2 separate regions of the Homo sapiens genome follow, and region 2 is linked to region 1. Evidence: read pairs that join two places in POLR2A ChIA-PET (ENCODE). Cell type or tissue: endothelial cell of umbilical vein. All regions are shown on one strand. Each heading gives the region's core, and the rest is flanking DNA. Links, peaks and the distances in the headings are about the cores only.

Region 1 (5,383 bases), core at 53-5,052:
CCAGGACATTTACTTTTATTAAGACCTGTGGCTTCACTTTCTTAATATCTTTAGGGCTGAAATTGTTTTAGGTATTAGGAGGAGATAGCAGTGGCAGCAACATTTTGGAATTTATCATGAGTCTATCTAAAGTACTTTTCTCCAGTTCATTGCCTACGTAAAAAAGATAAAGGCCTCTGAAAAAAGCTTTGGAGTGCAGATTTTAGTATAAAATTTACAAATTATGCCAGGCACAATGGCTCATGCCTGTAATCCCCGCACTTTGGGAGGCCAAGGTGTGGGCGGGTCACCTGAGGTCAGGGGTTTGAAACCAGCCTGGCCAACATGGCAAAACCTCGTCTCTACTAAAAATACAAAAATTAGCTGAGTGTGGTGGCATGTGCCTGTAATCCCAGCTACTCCAGAGGCTGAAGCAAGAGAATCCCTTGAACCCAGGAGGCAGAAGTTGCAGTGAGCTGAGATCATGCCACTGTACTCCAGCCTGGGAGATAGAGTGAGACTCTGTTTCCAAAAATAAAATAAAATAAAATAAAATTTTAAAAATAAAATTTACAAATTAGTTGAATTAGCAAAATCCATTCAATATTATAAATTGGTTCTCTCAAGTGCATGGTCCAGTGCATCATAAAGTGCATCACCAATGGGTTATGTGCAGTATTTTCCATGGGCTGGGTTATACACAAATTTTTCAATTATCAGAAAAGTTCTAGTAAGTTAAAATGTATTTGTAAGTCTCCAGAATTTGAGAAAGAATAGTCCTTTTAACAGTGTTTGCATTAAACAATCAGTTTGGCCATTTGCCTTATCATACTGCTCAGCTTAGACATCAAATATAGCTGATTAATGCAGTGAATTGACCAGCTGTGTGACTGAACTAACCAAAGAAGCTATCCATTTAATGTGAAATATGTGCAGTTTAACTGTCATGTAATTCATTAGTTCCATTATTTTGTTTATGCCCTGGGAGCTCTCTGACCTTCTCTGCTCTGAGAGATAGCACACTCGACAACTAAATAAGCTTGAGGCATCATGATTATAAACGGCTTTAATACATAAATTCATTGTCAAAGCAAACAGGTAATTACAGAGAATCCAAGTTGCTTTTCTCTCTTTCTTTCTTTTCTTTCTTTCATCCTTTTTTTTTTAAACTTTCTCCAGTGGAAGCAGGCAAATAGCTTATGGTGTTAATGATTCAGGTTACTAATTTTCTTTGGGCAAATATTGTTGACATGAAATAGTACTTTTGAATATTGGAGGGCAGAAAGACAGTTTCCAAGCCAAAAAGGTTTTTATATACAAGGATTATGGATATGACACTAGATAGCCTCATTAGTACTGGCCTTGTACTCAGATAGGCACATGAACACTGCAGAAAAGTAGGGAAAAAAAACACAGGCTTTGAGTCTGACAGAGCTAGTCCTCACATTTTAACCAATTTTATTTTATTTGACTCTAAACAAATGCTGTGAAGTGTAAAGGTAAGGTGTCTTTCTCACATGGGATAAGGAAACTCATATTCAGAATGAATACGTGGCTTGCTAATAATCATATAAATAATAAATATCAGAGCCATGACTAGTACCCAGATGTTTTTATTATTAATTTATTGCTCTTTCCTTCCACTAAACAGTAAGAAATCTTTCATAATTCACTTGCAAATGATCAAAGTGTCAATTTAAACAAAAGTAATCCCGTGCCCAAATAGTTGGTAAGTAGGAGGTTGACTGGTTTTATGTAATCAGGAAGTAGAAGTGACTTCTGGTATTGCTGGATCCAGAAATTCAAACAATAAGCAACTGGTTATGCAATCTCTTCCTCTCTCATCATACTTGTTTACTAGCACTTCCTCCTTTCCCTGTTTATCTCCATATGTTGGCCTCATTCTTTATTATTTCTGACAAATGCTTCTTACCTGGCAACAATTATGACAATTTCAAATCAATATTCTTTACAGGCTTATGCCCCTCCTCACTGCTGCCTCCCCATCCCTTTTTCTTTCTCCTCCTCCTTTGTCTTTGTCTCCAATTCCTGGCTTAGATCACAGGTCAATCTGCAGATTCATCAAGGATCCCAGTGAAGAGGTACCTTCATTGTTCAGACGTGAGTCACATTTAATACCCTAGCCAAAGAAAATTTGACCAGAAATCTTAGGAAAATCACATGAAGAAGTGTGGTGATTCTGTCCAGACACAAACATAAAATGTTGCTCAATTATATCATGTTGTCCAATAAAGAATAGTCATAAGAACTTTCATGGAATTAATATGGCATACCAGTGCATCAAATGCTGGCATTTTAACAGAAGTGAATAAATTGGGACTAAAAGGACTTTTCCACATCCGTTCGACATCTAAAAAGAATAGTTGCTAACTAATTTCAATCACACCTGCAAGTGAGTCTGGAGCACTTTAACCAATACATTCTGTCACGGACAAGGAAAATGTTTTTTTCTGGTTAAAAGGAGCTTTGGGTAAAGCGTGGTCCTTTAAATACAGATTCTCAGACTCAGAGTAACAGCAGAATTCCATTCATAGCTTCACACTACAAGTAAAGTTATCAAAAGAAAGGTGGTATTTTGAGTTTTGTCTGCCTTTGTTCTGTCTTCATGATTTAAAACTGGAACAGGAAAATAGAGCTCTGTTATTCATTAGGCTCCTGTAAATCCCCAAGAAGATCATTGACTCTTGTCTTTAAAATTTAAAATTATTAAGTCATAACAGGATTGAGATATACTAGTTTCTCATATTATTGGGTAGTTTTTCTTGCTTTTTCTTTTTAAGTTCAAAAGTGATTTTGAAAGCTTCCTTCTACATAGAAACTACGATTGTTGTCTCAGTATTTTCCTTACTCACTTGAAAGAGAGGGCTCTAAGAAGGAAAAGTAAGGAGGAAAGACATAGCATTTCATCCTAAGCAACCATCCATCAAAGCTGCTCTTAGTTTTACAGGCTTGTTCTCCCAAGGTAGAATGATGGTTAAGATTATAATTGTGTAGTGTCCCTGAAGACACAGCCTGAATAAATTAAGTTTTCAAGCATAAAGAAGATATTTTATTCTCCCAAAGGACACAGGCTTTTCACCACTCCCAAGAGAAATCTAGCTGTTAACTACAGTGCTCACAAATTACTTAAATAAAAGAGGTTTCCTTAGTAACCAAAGTTAAGTCCTAGCAACATTCATATTTACAGGCAAACCATTAACAAAAACAGATTCTCAGATATTATTAATTTTATAAGAGCATTTATACTATATTTGGATTGGTATAGCTTCATTCCTGTTCAGGAAGTAAGCGGTGATATTGCCAGGAGAAACAATACATTTTAAAAGAAAATAAATTCTTTATGCATACATTTTATGTTTTCACAAAGTGCCACTGACATAATGATCTTTGATAAGCACTAAGAAAACACTGAAAATAATAAATAATGGATTCTTGCTACAGATTAGCTTACTTATATTGATAAAATTTGCCAGTAGTTTTAAAAACTAGCCAGAGACTTCTTTCATATATGGTGCTAAATGCTGAGGGAAAAGACAGTTACTGAAAGACATCTGCTTTAAATAAAAACAAATTTGAGCCCTAAATATTACTTTCGGGCAAATTTTAGTCATGGGTAAGTTTACATTGCTTTAAGGAAAAATCTGGGTAAAACTTCCCACATTTTATATTGCACATTTTAAAATGCTTGGCTTTAATATTGCTAAAATAAAATCTTGAATTCTTATTTCAAACAACATTTTTTATTGCATTCACAAATGCATTTATGTTATTTTACAATTACAGTACAGTACTCAGGTGTTGCAAATCAAACTATTTTTTCTAGAACTTTATTCAAATGAACCGAACATATAAGCCTTCATTTCTTCCTGTAGAGAAAAATCTCTAAAACTTTATCTTGCCAAGGACATGAAAACAATCCCAATTTTAAGAGTGATCAATTCAGATATCAAATTGATTCAACTCAAGTTTATTCATTTTTCATTTCTCCTGGCTTCCTTGGGGTTTTCTAAGTCTGTGGCCAGGAGTGGTACATATGTCTTATTCTGGCATTAAAGAGTTGTACAGTTGTACCACGACTGAGTCTTATCCACTGACCTCTACCCATAGTGCATTTTTGTTTTATCTGCTCTGATTTATTAGGCAGTATGACAACTGTGGTTTGTGTCCATGGATTGACGAGTGGCCATCAGCTTCAAAGTCAGCCACACACTCTGAATCCTTGTCTCAAATGATACCTTCTGGATCTACCAGCTCACAGCAACTTTTCATTTACTCCTTCTTACCCCATAGGGATATATGAGGCTCTGAGCTTTGCCTGACACACATCTACCTACATACCTTTCACATGGCGTGTCAATGCTCAGCTTGTATTATCCTGAGCTGTACTCAGAGTAACTAGTCACAAATAGGACTGTTATCAGATTGTCTAATTAACCTGTATAAGGACATAGACTCTCTCCTTGATCAAATATTAGCTCTCTGAGCCCTCTGTTTCACTAGCCCTCAACCTTGACCCTCATCCTGTCTTTGGCCTGCCCAGCTCAGTCTTCACAAAGAATCTCAATTATTCATACCCTGACACCACTCTTGATATCTTATCAAGTTCTTCATCCCCTAACTTTGATGTCTAGGTCTTTGGCCTGGCTTCAGCAAGAATCTTGTTAGACAAGTTTAGCAAAAATTACCCTACTCTTAAAGTCTCTTCTCTGTAATTTTTTATCCACTGATCATCCTCTCAGTCTTTAGCTACATATGTCCCTATTTGTCCTTACTTTTTTCAGAGTTGAACCCAATCTCCTGCTTATTGCAGTAGAGTTGACCCCTATTGTAATCATTTTGAATAAAGCCTTCTTTACCATTTTAACAAGTGTATGAATATTTTTCCTTTAACATCATCCTACCCACTCTCCCCACCAGCCCCACAGCAACCGTAAGTAATAGGTCTTCAATTCATTTATATTTAAAACAGATGTCTTTCAATAGCTCTCTTTTTCTACAAATTTTGCTTCTGTTTATCTCTCTTATTACACAGTCTTCCAGGGTAAAGGCAGGACTTTGAAGTTCAGTCTACATGTTTTGTGAAACTATTGGTATTAGTGTTGGCTTGACGAAACCTCTACGTTCAGTATGCTACGCTGGCTCATTTGTGGTAGACGATTTAAGTGAGACCAAGAGACAAAAAAAGGGAGTACTTTCTACCTTCTACTGAAGAGTGGAGCGATTACAGTTAACACAAATGTATATTTCAAAGTAGCCAGAAGAGAGAACTTGAATTGTTCCCAACACATAGAAATGATAAATACTCAAAGTGATGAACACCTCAAATACCCTTGATCATTACAGATTATATGCATGTAACTAATTATCATATGTCCCCTATGAA
Region 2 (5,383 bases), core at 201-5,200, 790 kb after region 1:
GGAAAATGAAGAGCAAAGAGAAAATGTAAGCAGGGGAATAAAATGAAGAATACATAAAATGCATGTCAGTATGCTAATCTCTTCTTGATGGTTGATCATGATGTTGCTTTAAGCTTCTTGTCAACTGACAGGAAGAAGAAAATAGATCAAGTCTAGATGTTCATAATATCTCTAATACAAAAATGAACTACCGGCTCAAAGGAAACATAACTACTCTGCAAAAGTCCAGAAGCACATTCCTTGTGGGTGCTGATAAAAAGAATAAGGTCTAACCCAGTGAAACACGGTTTCACTAAATAATTGCCCCATCTTTCATCAGCAATTTCTTATGAGGTCCTTTAATTTGGGCAACAGCATATTACCTAAGTGTAATTCAGCAACACAATTCTTGGTCAGGGGTCATAGACCTGGCAAATCCAGAAACAGGATAGAACCACTTGTAATAATCTTCCCTCTCCCCTTTGCACACTCAACATTATGAATGAGAATAATAGACACAGGAAATGTACAAGCAAATCTGTGTGGACTCCCAGTTGGCAACACATTTGGTCAGTTTTGGTGGCTTTATTGCTTCTAAAGTTTTCAAGGTCTCAACAAGCTAATATTTTTCTTAGTTCTGTGCTGGTGGGATTTCAGTATGCATGAAAGAACACTTAAAAAACATATTTGAGACAGAACACAGACCATAGATTCAAATATTATCAGAACAAACTAGGGTTGTCATTTAACTTACAATTTTTTAAAATTTACTTTCCTATTAATATCTCCTAAAAATCAAAGATTTCGGCCAGGTGTGGTGGCTCATGCCTGTAGTCCTAGCCCTTTGGGAGGCCGAGGCAGGTGGATCACAAGGTCGGGAGTTTGAGTCCAGCCTGGCCAACATGGTGAAACCCCGTCTCTACTAAAAATATGAAAAAATTAGCTGGGTGTGGTGGCGGGCTTCTGTAATCCCAGCTACTCAGGAGGCTGAGGCAGACAGTTGCTTGAACCCGGGAGGCGGAGGTTGCAGTGAGCCGAGATCGCGCCACTGCACTCCAGACTAGGCGACAGAGAGACACTTCGTCTCAAAAAAAAAAAAAATCAAATATTTCAGTCAGAAATATCCTGCTGAGCAGTAATGTGTCAAAAGATTACCTTTGGTCCTTGCCACTGACTTTTATGTCTATAAGTAATTAAATATTTAGGGAGTTAATTTATTTCCAACCATTAATTTTCATCTCAGGTTAAGTGGTTTGTCTGTTTGACTTCATTTCAAATTACCGGGACCTGAACTTAGACATCACTTAACAAAAGATAAAAATCTTAAGGGTCCAGGAGCCCCAATTATTCTTCTCTTCTACAGAGGTGACGTTTCAGGCTGTATAAAGAACAGCTTTTAAATATAACCTTTGAATCTTCCATGAGACACGTCAAGACAAAAGCAGACATCATTTATAAGATTAGAGAGATATCCTATTGTTTTTTGAAATAGCATTCATTTTCATATAATATGTGTATTATGTCTAACACTTTAAAATGATCTTTAAGTTTCATTTTTGTTTATTTGTATGGATTGTTCCTTTGAAAAATGTCATCAGTTGTTCACTTTACCATACAATGAACTCGACTTTTTAAAATTAAAACATTGTCAACTCTTTTGCTTATTTCCAAATTCACCTCGAAAACACTAACAAAAAAATTGAACATTTTAGATGAGATCTATGATTTGGTTAGCTTAGCAATTTAGATATGTGAATAGAAGCATGCATATTACTTTCAAAAGGTCACCAAAATTACAGGTGCAAAAATGCAGGTGCAAGTAATTAACCTCTTGAGCAAGCTATTGGCTGATTGCAGGTGCAATTAGTGAAACAGGAAAAAAGAAGGGATGGTCTTGTTGAAATTTAACCTCAAATTGTATGAGTTGTCAAACTACATTGTAAACACTTAAACTTGCTAAAATTTGGCTTTTGTAGCATTTGTCTTTTTTTTAATGGTAAAGAAATATTGTTTAAAAAATATCATGGCTATTTTTTAATAGTCTTCCTTTCAAATAAAATTTTAAATCCTTGAGAACAATGTCTCTCTATACCTGATCATAAGGCAAGTTGAAAAAAGAGTATAATTTGATACCTGGATCATTGCTTAATACCATGTTGAGAAAATCAGACTCAATAGACAAAACTCGTTTCTCACTTTTCCCAATCTCCTATAGTCAACTATTTGTTTTTCAAATGAAAATAACAATACAGGGACTTCCTAAAAGAGCAAAGCTGTGTAAATGGTTATCTATCCCCTTTCCTTCTAGGAATTAAAAAAAAAAAAAATCATTTGGTTGGGCGCGGTGGCTCACACCTGTAATCCTAGCACTTTGGGAGGCTGAGGTGGCTGAGGTAGGCGGATCACCTGAGATCTGGAGTTCCAGACCAACCTGACCAACATGGATAAACCCTGTCTCTACTAAAAACACAAAATTAGCTGGACATGCATTCCCAGCTACTTGGGAGGCTGAGGCAGCAGAATCGCTTGCCCCGGGGAGGGGGATGCTGCGGTGAGCCGAGATTGCGCCATTGCACTCCAGCCTGGGAAACAAGAATGAAACTCCATCTTTAAAAAAAAAAAAAAAAAAAATTAAACAAAACTAGAAAAAGATATATAATTCACAGACTTCAAAATAAAGCCTACTGCTAAGTAGGGCAAAAATGTGGAGCAAGATTTAATAAAAGTGAATTAAAAACATGAAGAGTGGGGAAAGCATGAAGATCTCAGAATATGCCAGCAAAACACACTTCCTGAATTTGAGGGCATGATCATGAAGTGAAAACACTAAATGTCGTGTAGACAATAATAGCGGAGGAAACTGAGGTAAAGAGGATCAGAAGGAAAAGGCTTCCTGGGCACAAAGTAATAGGAAAGGAGGAGGCAGAGCTCTGTGCAGTACAACTAAGTAACATTTGCAAGATGTTTCTTTGGCAAACCAAAAGCAGCTTTGTTTCAGGAAGTCTGGAAGGTGACCCTGCTGTTCAGCTTTTCCATATACTGTATGGGATTCTTCTGAAAAGGGCTAGTCAAGGAAAAGACAACTCATTTAATGAAGAGTACTAAGAAAAGTAAGTGTTGCAGGACTTTTACTTATTCAGCTAAAGACTGGGTTCTTTGTTCCACAGCCACGAAAATTCAGGCTCGCAGACAATTTAAATGGTGAGTGAGACATGGTTTTATTGGGTGAAAAGGAAGAAAAGGGGGAAACAGGGACTCTTGCGAGACCAGGGTCTCTCCGCTAGAGCACTTCCTGCCAGCAGCTTGAATCCCAGTTTCCACACATAAGAAAAAGAGGTGCCAGGCTCCTCCCTACTGCAAGCGACGTGAACTTCCTAAGGCTCCACCTCAGTGGGCAGGCTGGTTGGAGTTTCTCCAGGGACCACCTCCCACCTGGCTGTCTCAGTAGCAAGCACAGCATCAACACAAAGGTATAGTAAGTGAAAAAAGGATGTAGAATTATCAAAAAGGCAACACCATCTCACTCAAAATTTGTTTTAAGAGAGTAAATGAAAATTACAAACTAATATTTCACGAAGAATTAAAAAAATAATAATTAGCTCTTTGAAGAAAAACCAAGCAGCAAAGATGCAAAATCTCAAGAATGTGATGCTAGATAACAGTGTGTCCAGAATTGGTGGGTTCTTGGTCTCACTGACTTCAATAATGAAGCCGCAGACCCTCATGTGAGTGTTACAATTCTTGAAGGTGGTGCGTCAGGAGTTTGTTCCTTCTGATGTTTGGATATGTTCGTAGTTTTTTCCTTCTGGTGGGTTCGTGGTCTCACTGGCCTCCGGAGTGAAGTTGCAGATCTTCGCACTGAGTGTTACAGCTCATAAAGGCAGTGCAGACCCAATGAGTGAGCAGCAGCAAGATTTATTGCAAAGCCTGAAAAAACAAAGGTGCCACATGGTGGAAGAGAACTTCAGCAGGTTGCCACTGTTGGCTCTGGCAGCCTGCTTTTATTCCCTTATCTGGCCCCACCCACATCCTGCCGATTGGTTCATTCTACAGAGAGCTGATTGGTCCGTTTTGACAGGATGCTGATTGGTGTGTTTACAATCTCTGAGCTAGACACAAAAGTTCTCCAAGTCCCCACTAGATTAGCTAGACACAGAGCACTGATTGGTGCATTTACAAACCTTGAGCTAGACACAGAGTGCTGATTGGTGTATTTACGATCCCTTAGCTAGACATAAAGGTTCTCCAAGTCCCCACTAGATTAGCTAGACACAGAGCACTGATTGGTGCATTTACAAACCTTGAGCTAGACACAGGGTGCTGATTGATTTGTTTACAAACCTTGAGATAGACACAGAGTGCTGACTGGTGTATTTACAATCCCTTAGCTAGACATAAAGGTTCTCCAAGTCCCCACTAGACTCAGGAGCTCAGCTGGCTTCACCTAGTGGATCCCGCTCCGGGGCTGCAGGTGGAGCTGCCCACCAGTCCCGCGCCGTGAGCCTGCACTCCTCAGCCCTTGGGTGGTCGACAGGCCTGGGCACCATGAAGCAGGGGGCGGCACTCGTTGGGGAGCCTCCGGCTGTTCAGGAGCCCACGGCGGGGCGGAGGCTGGGGCATGGTGGGCTGCAGGTCCCGAGCCCTGCCCCATGGTGGGGCAGCTGTGGCCCAGCGAGAATTCAAGTGCAGCGCCAGCGGGCTGGCACTGCTGGGGGACCGGGGCACCCTCTGCCGCTGCTGGCCCAGGTGCTAAGCCCCTCACTGCCTGGGGCCGGCGGCACCAGCTGGCTGGCCACTCTGAGTGTGTGGCCCGCTGAGCCCACACCCACCTGGAATTCATGCTGGCCCGTGAGCGCCATGCGCAGCCTGGGTTCCCACCTGCGCCTCTCCCTCCACACCTCCCTGCAAGCAGAGGGAGCCGGCTCCAGTCTCGGCCAGCCCAGAGAGGGGCTCCCACAGGGCAGCAGCAGGCTGAAGGGCTCCTCAAGCGTGGCCAGAGTGGACGCCAAGGCCAAGGAGGCACCGAGAGTGAGCAAGGGCTGCGAGGGCTGCCAGCACGCTGTCACCTCTCAATAGGATGAGATGAAACAAAAGTGGTAACGTTGCGATGAAAGGTAAGAAACAAACTCATTACAAAAATAAAGTGAAGGATTGAGGAGCATGAAGAAAAATTGTAATACAGGTTGAAAAGAAATAAAAAGTGCTGTAACAAAGGGAGCGAGAAGAAAAAACATAGTGACAGGAGATAAAGGAGGTTCAACATAAGCACAACTGTAGTACCCAGATTAAAAAACAAAAATATGATTTAATTATAGTTTGCTTAGAGTGTAAAAATATGTGAGGATAAAACTGATGATGTATTTCAAGAAAAACAAAACAAAACTTTAAAAGCATATTGTGAGGA

Evidence for each region. Peaks named below come from ENCODE experiments on the same cell type or tissue, not always from the same donor. Only the 100,000 strongest peaks of a DNase experiment are listed, where the experiment ranks them.
Region 2: POLR2A ChIA-PET joins it to region 1 with 5 read pairs; 1 of 35 experiments calls an interaction of 5 or more read pairs at or near these places.

Annotation. Positions count from the first base shown.
Region 1 is chr4:30,395,175-30,400,557 of GRCh38, forward strand. No RefSeq gene overlaps it. Among named protein-coding and RNA genes, the nearest start is that of PCDH7, 320 kb to the right of the region's middle. In endothelial cell of umbilical vein, for the core only: no CTCF peak of the experiment used is centred there; DNase peaks (open chromatin) are centred at 1,937 and 3,037; H3K27ac peaks cover 1,604 bases.
Region 2 is chr4:31,180,484-31,185,866 of GRCh38, forward strand. All of the region lies in intron 2 of LINC02497 (long intergenic non-protein coding RNA 2497), which reads left to right. Among named protein-coding and RNA genes, the nearest start is that of LINC02497, 12 kb to the left of the region's middle. In endothelial cell of umbilical vein, for the core only: no CTCF peak of the experiment used is centred there; a DNase peak (open chromatin) is centred at 2,988.